Linked DNA regions of Homo sapiens: region 1 is linked to region 2. Evidence: chromatin loops called from intact Hi-C (ENCODE). Cell type or tissue: B cell. All regions are shown on one strand.

Region 1 (4,000 bases), 220 kb after region 2:
GAATACTGTTGAAATGACAACAAATGATTCAGACTATTACCTAAATTTAGCTGATAAAGCAGCACCAGGGCTTGAGAGAATTGACTCTTGTTTTGAAAGAATTTCTACTGTGGGTAAAATGTCATCAAACAGCATTTCATGTTACAGAGAAATTTTTTGTAAAAGGAAGAGTCAGTAGATGCAGCAAACTTCACTGTTGTCTTATTTCAAGAAATTGCTACAGCCACCCTAACCTTCAGCAACCACTACCCTGATCAGTCAGCAGCCATCAACATGGAGGCAAGACCCTCCACCAACAAAAAGATTTAACTCGCTAAAGGTTCAGATTGTCATTAGCATTTTTTAGCAATAAAATATTTCTAAATTAAGGTACATACACTGCTTTTTAGACAATAGTCTTGCACACTTAACAGACTACAGTGTAAACACAACTTTCATATGCACTGAGAATTAAAAATTTTGATTTTTTGATTGTGTGACTCACTGTACTTCAATATTCACTTTATTATGGTGGTCTGGAATTGAATCTGCAATATCTTTGAGGTATGATGCCCGTATATGTTTCTAACAATTTGGAAAACAAATTTTTAGTAAGTTGCAGTTTAATAGAAGTGGAACTAGCAAAAATGAGAAGAAAGGAATTAGATCAGTGGTTCTCAACTGAGGCTAATTTTGTTCCCCAGGGGAGATTTAGCAGTGTCTAAAGATTTTTTTGGCTGCCACAACTTGCTGGGGGAGCAGGGTACTACTGGTATCTATCTAGTAGATAAAGGCCAGAGATCTGCTAAACATCCTACCATGGCAGGACAGCCCCGCAACGTCCATAGTGCCATTATTGAAAAATCCTGGATCACATGAACAATAGACACCAAGGAAACAGAATTATAAGGAGAAAGGGAACATCCTTTAAGACAACAGGCCCCACCTCTTCAATTATGTAAGAACAACATATCATTTTCGACAGGACATACTTAAGTCTTTAGGGCTGAAGTACCTATATGTCCATATTTTACACTAAAATAGCAAAAATAGGTAAAGCAAATATGTAAAATATTTGGGAAAGGGAGACTGAGAAAAGGCTACTGGCTTTAGGAATTAGGAAGTCATTGGTTTAGAAAGAACAGTTTCAAAGAAAATGGGGAAATAAGCTAGGTAGCAAAAAGGATTCAGTTAGTTGGACATTAAGGAAGTAAGGAAATACTATCCTAAAAGGAAGGATGGAAAAAAGAGTAACTCACAAAGGAGCAGAGTGAAATAAAGATTCAAGAGCCTATATACATTTATAAGTGGAGAGAAGAAAATAGTGGGGAGGAAGAAATTTAGGATAAAATGGGGGAATTATAATGATAATTGATTAAGCAAGAGCCCAGAGAAGCCAAAAAAGAAAAAGAAAAGAAAAGATTCGCACTAGTGTACATAATTTAAAATCCGGGATAGATTAATATTCAAGCTTTTAAGATCAACCTGACAATGCAAAATAACAAAAGAGAATAAGGGAAGTGGAAAGTTTCCTTCTCTAGTGATTTAGAATGGAAGAGATCTTTTGTGAGGGCTAGAGAAACAGCCAAATGATATGGTCAGACATGGTGAGTCCTGCCAACCTCATAGGAGGGGTCTTAGACACTAACAGAGAGTGAGGAGAAAACACCAGTAGTGTTACTCTTATGACAGACCCAGCTGATTAAAGATTTCATCAGCGTAAAAGATTTTGCTATGGCTTATGCCCCCCAGTGGTCATCTTTAAGTTTAAAAGGAAACAAAACAAGTATCTACTATGAGCCAAGCGAGGCAATTTACTCATCTCATTTATTCTTCACAAAAAGGTGAGATTATTCCTTTTTTTAAAGAAAAGAAAACTGAAGAGAGGTTACATAAGGCTATGGAGCTAGTGACTAAATTCAACAGAATTTAAAGCGAGTTCACTGGGAGGCCTGTTTTCTTTCCATTCCTTGAAAATTTGGCCTCCCTTGTCAATGGTTGGCTTTTAGTACTCCTGCACTCACTTGCACACTGCACACTTGACAAGTAGGTCAAAACTTAATTCCCTGCATGACAGGCAGGTACAGCACTTAAACACTCCTAACAATGAGTGCTGACAAAAAAAAAAAAACTGAGCAAAAGTGGAATTAGAGAGAACTCTAAATTACACATTATTTGTTGAGCCCACAACCCAGAAACAAGATGAGCATGTAATGACCCCTTACAGGATGGGTCTATGAAACTATTGCCAGACTCCATTATTCATGATCTTGAAAGACTGCCCAGGGCCTGATAAGGGGGTCTGTGGCAGAAGTGGGTGCAAGTTGGGAAAAAGGGAAGGAAGAAGCAGGGAACACTCCTCACCTCTTTGCGTTTCTCCAACAGGCTCTCCAGCCGCTCAGGTGCCCTCTGCCCTGGCCCCTTGTTTCTTTCAGCCTCATACTGACGCTGATTGTTATCTTGGTGCACACTCAGTTGGAGGGCAACTTTTACCAGGGAGGTCATCAGTTTCATAGCTTTGAGAAAGGAAAAAGAGATAAAGAAATCATTACTGAGGTCAGAGGAGAGAGGATGAGTAGAAGGAAAAAATAGAAGGAAAGAAGGGCAATGAAAATGAGACGTCAGAGCAGGATGACCCTAAAATCCTAAGACGGCCTGTCCTGGAGTGGACTGTTTCCCTCGAACCCTTGTGGTCTTCTTTTAACCATCAGCATACCCCTAGTGGTGAGCTCTGACAAAAATATTAAACCTGGAAATTGTTGCTGTGATCTACCCCTTCTCAAAACTCCACTAGTGAGAAACTGGATTGAAGTTTAGGATAAAAGAGGCATGGCCTTGAAGTGAAGAGCCAAGATGCAGGTAGGAAAGAAGATCCTGAATCAGAGAACAGAGGAAAGTCCTATAAATCCCCAGGAGAATGTCCAGAGTAAAAATGAATGCTCACCAGCCAGGGTGCTAGTGTGACGGAAGGCGCGGACTTGTGAGTCTGAGAGGCCAGTGAGCAGGGAGATGAGGTCGTCCATAGGGAAGCCATCATAGAGGAGGCTGTACTGGCACTGACAGACCAATGTCCTCACAAATTCACAGAAGCTGCCCTGGAACTTCTTCCAGGATGGACCTGGAGCTATGAGAGGGTAGTCCCCCGAGTCCTACAAAAGGATGTATGAAAAGGATGGGAAAGTTATTACCAGGTCCATGAAGTCATAGGGGCTTGGATGTCAAAACTCAACAGTCCAGTAAAAATATCTGTTATACCTCATTTCCTGGTATTCTCCCCAATTTGAGAGGCATATTCAGATCTCTTTTACCCCCAAGAGACTGAATTCCTCCTTCTAAAAGCTACCCTATTTCACAGAATCAAAAAGAAGGGGATAATAGGCATTGTGTTTTGAAATAAGAGGGGTAAGAGGATCCTGGTCATCTTCTTCCACCTCATTAAACTGCTCTGTTAGGTGCTGGATGATCTCTGAGTTGGACATCTTCTTGAACATCTCAGGGGTCACAATGCCTAAAGAATGAAGGATATGAGGTGCTTACAAGGAAAATAACAGGATGCTTTGATCATTTACAGATATACCTGAAGATGAGCAAGGAAACATTCTGCAAAGAGCTTAGGTGGGGAATGAGAAGACCCCCTGGTCAACAGTCTGCCAACATCCAACCATGTATCTGCTATAAGGCAATCTCTCTAAAAACCCAAAGGAAGGGAGCCACAGGTTATGGTGTAGACATGGCCAAATCCAAGAACCACACCTCACACAACCAGGCTGAAAACTGCACAGAAATGGCATCAAGAAACCCCAATCACAAAGATACAAATCTCTTAAGCGGATGGACCCAAATTCCTGAGGAATATGTGCTTTGCCAAGAAGCACAACAAGAACGGCCTAAAGAAGATGCAGGCCAGCCGGGTGCAGTCGGTCATGCCTGTAATCCCAGCACTTTGGGAGGCCAAGGTGGGTGAATCACAAGGTCAGGAATTCGAGACCAGCCTGGCCAACATGGTGAAACCCCGTCTCTA
Region 2 (4,000 bases):
GGAAAAAGATCAAGGCATGAGACTTGAGTTCTAAGTTCAGCTCTATCGCCAAGTTAGCTAATCCTCAGCAAGCCAGTTACCTCTTTGAGCCTTGGTTTCCCTCTTATAAGTCAGGGATCGGGCTGGTTGATCTCTAATGTCTCTCTGGCTATGTCATTCTGGGAGTTGGGAGGGTTATCCTGATTTTAGTTGGATTAAAGAAGGAAGAGCATATTTTTAAGTCTCTTATTTCATTTTTTTCCTCTCACAGGTCAATGTCTGGTCTGGGTCCAGTGTTCCTTCCCAAACTGTGGGAAATGGAGGCGGCTGTGTGGGAACATTGACCCCTCAGTTCTCCCAGATAATTGGTCCTGTGATCAGAACACAGGTAGAAAAGACTGGAAATGTTTTCATTCATGTTTTATTGTTCCTCCCTTTCTTTCTCTGCACTTATCCTTTAGATTAAATACTACGTAAATATAGTTAGCACTCAGTGTCCTTGTAGTGCTTGGGAGAGAGGAAGGATCTGCCTCTCATATGGAGATGAATCTGGGCAGAAAAGGCTGGAGGAAGATGCCCTGTAAAGTGATCTTGTTGGGGAGGGGCCTGGAATCTAAATACATGAGCATTGGTCTGCCCCTGTCAATCCTGATTAAAATATTGGTATTGGGTTGGTGGATAGGGAGGGATATAGGATATATCGGGGAAAACAGACGAGAGAGATCTGGTGCGCTTAGAATTCTAGGCTGTTTGGAACTAGTTGGAAGAGATGATGATGATCTTGTCCAGCCCAATTATTTTACAGATGAGAAAACAGAGTCTCAGAGAAATTATTCTTATGGTGCTCCATAGACAGGAGCACAGTCAGACACGCGGGCATGCAAGCAGGAGTGTGGAATCTCTTCCTGGAGTATGAGGAGGCACCATTCCTACTGCCTCCAGCTGCATTTCAGCTGGTTCCAGCTGCATTTCAGCTGGTTCCAGCTGCATTTCCTCCATGGGTCTTTATTCTTCCTCTGTGCTGATCTCCCAGGTGCCCCTTTGGTCCCACCTGCTGCATATACCAATTTCCTTCTTGTTCTCTCCCCAGCTCTCATCCAGCTCTTTCTCTTAAAGAGTCTCTTCCTGTCCCTTCATTCCTTCTCTCTTTCAGCAGATGTGCAGTATAATCGCTGTGATATTCCTGAGGAGACCTGGACAGGGCTTGAGAGTGATGTGGCCTATGCCTCCTACATCCCAGGATCCATCATCTGGGCCAAGCAATACGGTTACCCCTGGTAGGGCATTATGACACAGTCAGAGCATCCTTCACAAACTTGGGAGAGGTAGATTCAAGCAGGGGTGGAAGCAAATGGAAAACATCTGTAATTGAAATGGTTCTGGCCTTAGAAAGAGCATGGGGTGAGAGAAAAGATAAAGTACCAAGCCTGGAGGCTTTGAAAGAGTGTATTTTCTGGAGGTTTCAGCATGGAGGTGATAGCTCCCTGGAAAAAAGGGTCTGATAGTGCTACCCCAACTGGTAGAAAGAAGAGGGTGGATCTGAGGCATTTAAAAATATTGAGATTGGCCAGGCGCAGTGGCTCACACCTGTAATCCCAGCACTTTGGGAGGCCAAGGCGGGCAGATCACCTGAGACCACAAGTTTGAGACCAGCCTGGCCAACATGGTGAAATCCCATCCCTACTAAAAATAGAAAAATTAGCCAGACGTGGTGGCGCGTGCCTGTAGTCCCAGCTACTCAGGACGCTGAGGCAGAAGAATCACTTGAATCCGGGAGGCAGAGGTTGCAGTGAACCAAGATTGCACCACTGCACTCCAGTCTGGGCGACAGAGTGAGTCCCCATCTCAAAAATAAATAAAAATATTGAGATTGAGAGAGACAAAGTAAAGGGAACAAGGAAAAGTGGGATAGTTTCTTCTTTGGAGATGTCTCTAGTCGAAGATTTTGTTCTTAGGATTGTGGATGGCTCAGAAGGGTAAGATACCTTCACTAGGTATATTCTGAGCTCCTGTGTGCATCGATGGAAGTCACTTTCTCACGAGTCATTCAGTAGTGACCACTAGAGGGGGATGATGGAAGGGGAATCTATTTTTTGGATCCTTTTTTTGCAAAGCATACTGCTGGCTGAGCGCAGTGACTCACGCTTGTAATCCCAGCACTTTGGGAGGTTGAGGTAGGAGGATTGCTTGAACCCAGGAGTTTGAGATCAGTCCTGGCTATATAGTGAGACCCCATCTCTGCAAAAAATAAAATAAACAGCTGGGTGTGGTGGCATGTGCCTGTAGTCCCAGCTCCTCAGGAGGCTGAGGTGGGAGGATCACTTGCGCCTGACAGATCAAAGCTGCAGTGAGCCATGGTTGTAACACTGCACTCCAGCCTGGGTGACAGAGTGAGACCTTGTCTCAGAAAAAAAATCATACTGCTCTTCTCTGTGCATGTACATTGATGAGGTTGTGTTCTGTTCATCTAACCCCTTCTCTTCTGTCCCCTACACCCAACTATCTTCTCCAGGTGGCCAGGCATGATAGAATCTGATCCTGACTTAGGGGAATATTTTCTTTTTACTTCCCATCTTGATTCCCTGCCGGTGAGTTTCCTGGTTCAGGGTAAGAAGGAGCTCAGGCCAAAGTAATGAACAAATCCATCCTCACAGACGTACAGATAAGAGACATGGACATAGCCAGCAGACACAAGTGAAAACAGACACTTAACTAGGATGACAAACACAGAGATAAGTGCTCACACATATAATAGAAACAAACTTGTATCTAATTAAATATTTATCCACTGTCAGGGCATTAGTGGTTTTGATAAATACGCTTTGGCTAGGATTCCTGAGGTTAGAATGGAAGAACAATTGCAACGAGGGTAGGGTAGATGAGTCAGGCTTTGAAAGGAGTATGTGAGGCCCAGCACCTCCTTCTGGGTGAATTCCCATTCTCCCGATCTGTTCTGGCTAGAGGAGAAAAGCAGGGAGCAGGACAGGAGTCCGTAACAGGATCATCTTTTATTTCAGTCTAAGTACCATGTGACGTTTTTTGGAGAAACAGTTTCTCGTGCATGGATCCCAGTCAACATGCTAAAGAACTTCCAGGAGCTGTCCCTGGAGCTATCAGTCATGGTGAGCACATCTTGGGGTTCTGTTGTGATACAGAGAAAACAAAATCTTCCTTTTCTTAAACCTCATTTTCTCCCAGGGTAAGCCATGTCGGGAGAAAGTTCTGTGTCTGACCAGGTGTGCCAAGGGTGAGGTAATTCATGAAGGACTCTTCTTGCTCCCAGGACTGCAGCAGGGCAATTTTTTTTTTCAGTCCCCTTCCCTGCCTACAGATTGGGGGCCATTCTGAAGATGAGGTTTTTTCTACAGTTTAGCCAAAGCAGGTGTGGCAGAAATGAGGGCACAGATTAACTCAGGATTTCTCAGTCTCAGCACTATTGGCATTTCGGGCGAGATAATTTTTGGTTGTGGAGGGCTGTCCTGTGCATCGTGGGATGTTTAGCAACATCCCCAGGCTCCAGCGGCATCTAACCAGCAGCAGCCCCCACCTCCACCCTGCCCATGGTTGTGACAACCAAAAAATTATCTCCAGCCATTGCCAGGTGCCTTCTGGGGGGCACAGTCTACCCGGTTGAGAACCATTGGGTTAGCACCATCATATTTCCTCCCTGTAGTCACTTTGGGTTTGACCAGCCTTGCAATTGAGCAGAGGCTCAATGGCTCAGGGGCCTTAGAAAATCAAGCAATGAGTATTAAATCAAACAGCTGGATCTAAAGGAACTTGTCAGAAGCTTCAAAGTGAAATCACCTGGGCTCCTATAATCCTGTTTTCAAATTTCCATGGGATTCACTTTGGAGAGGACACCAAAATGTTGGTTGAAAATATTGCTAGGGCCAGGTGTGCTGGCTCACACCTGTAATCCCAGCACTTTGGGAGGCCGAGGTGGGCAGATCGCCTGAGCTCAGGAGTTTGAGACCACCTGGCAACATGGTGAAACCCCGTCTCTACTAAAATACAAAAA

The links. Hi-C counts contacts between places; a loop is a spot of excess contacts. Peaks named below come from ENCODE experiments on the same cell type or tissue, not always from the same donor. Only the 100,000 strongest peaks of a DNase experiment are listed, where the experiment ranks them.
Region 1: a loop joins it to region 2, with 8 times the contacts of the local background. A loop is called at or near these places in 8 of 110 quality-filtered maps.

The regions. Positions count from the first base shown.
Region 1 is chr7:100,187,940-100,191,939 of GRCh38, reverse strand. It overlaps STAG3 (STAG3 cohesin complex component), which reads right to left. Exons shown (of 34, transcript NM_001282717.2): 6 at 3,411-3,487; 7 at 2,924-3,128; 8 at 2,344-2,495. It also overlaps the pseudogene LOC102724025. Among named protein-coding and RNA genes, the nearest start is that of STAG3, 12 kb to the right of the region's middle. RefSeq lists an enhancer at 1,571-1,730. In B cell, CTCF peaks have their summits at 1,478 and 1,677 (motif pointing left); a DNase peak (open chromatin) is centred at 1,639; H3K27ac peaks cover 2,160 bases.
Region 2 is chr7:100,405,795-100,409,794 of GRCh38, reverse strand. It overlaps ZCWPW1 (zinc finger CW-type and PWWP domain containing 1), which reads left to right. Exons shown (of 18, transcript NM_001386010.1): 9 at 251-367; 10 at 1,136-1,256; 11 at 2,492-2,567; 12 at 2,997-3,101. Among named protein-coding and RNA genes, the nearest start is that of ZCWPW1, 21 kb to the left of the region's middle. In B cell, CTCF peaks have their summits at 1,854 and 2,059 (motif pointing right); a DNase peak (open chromatin) is centred at 2,054.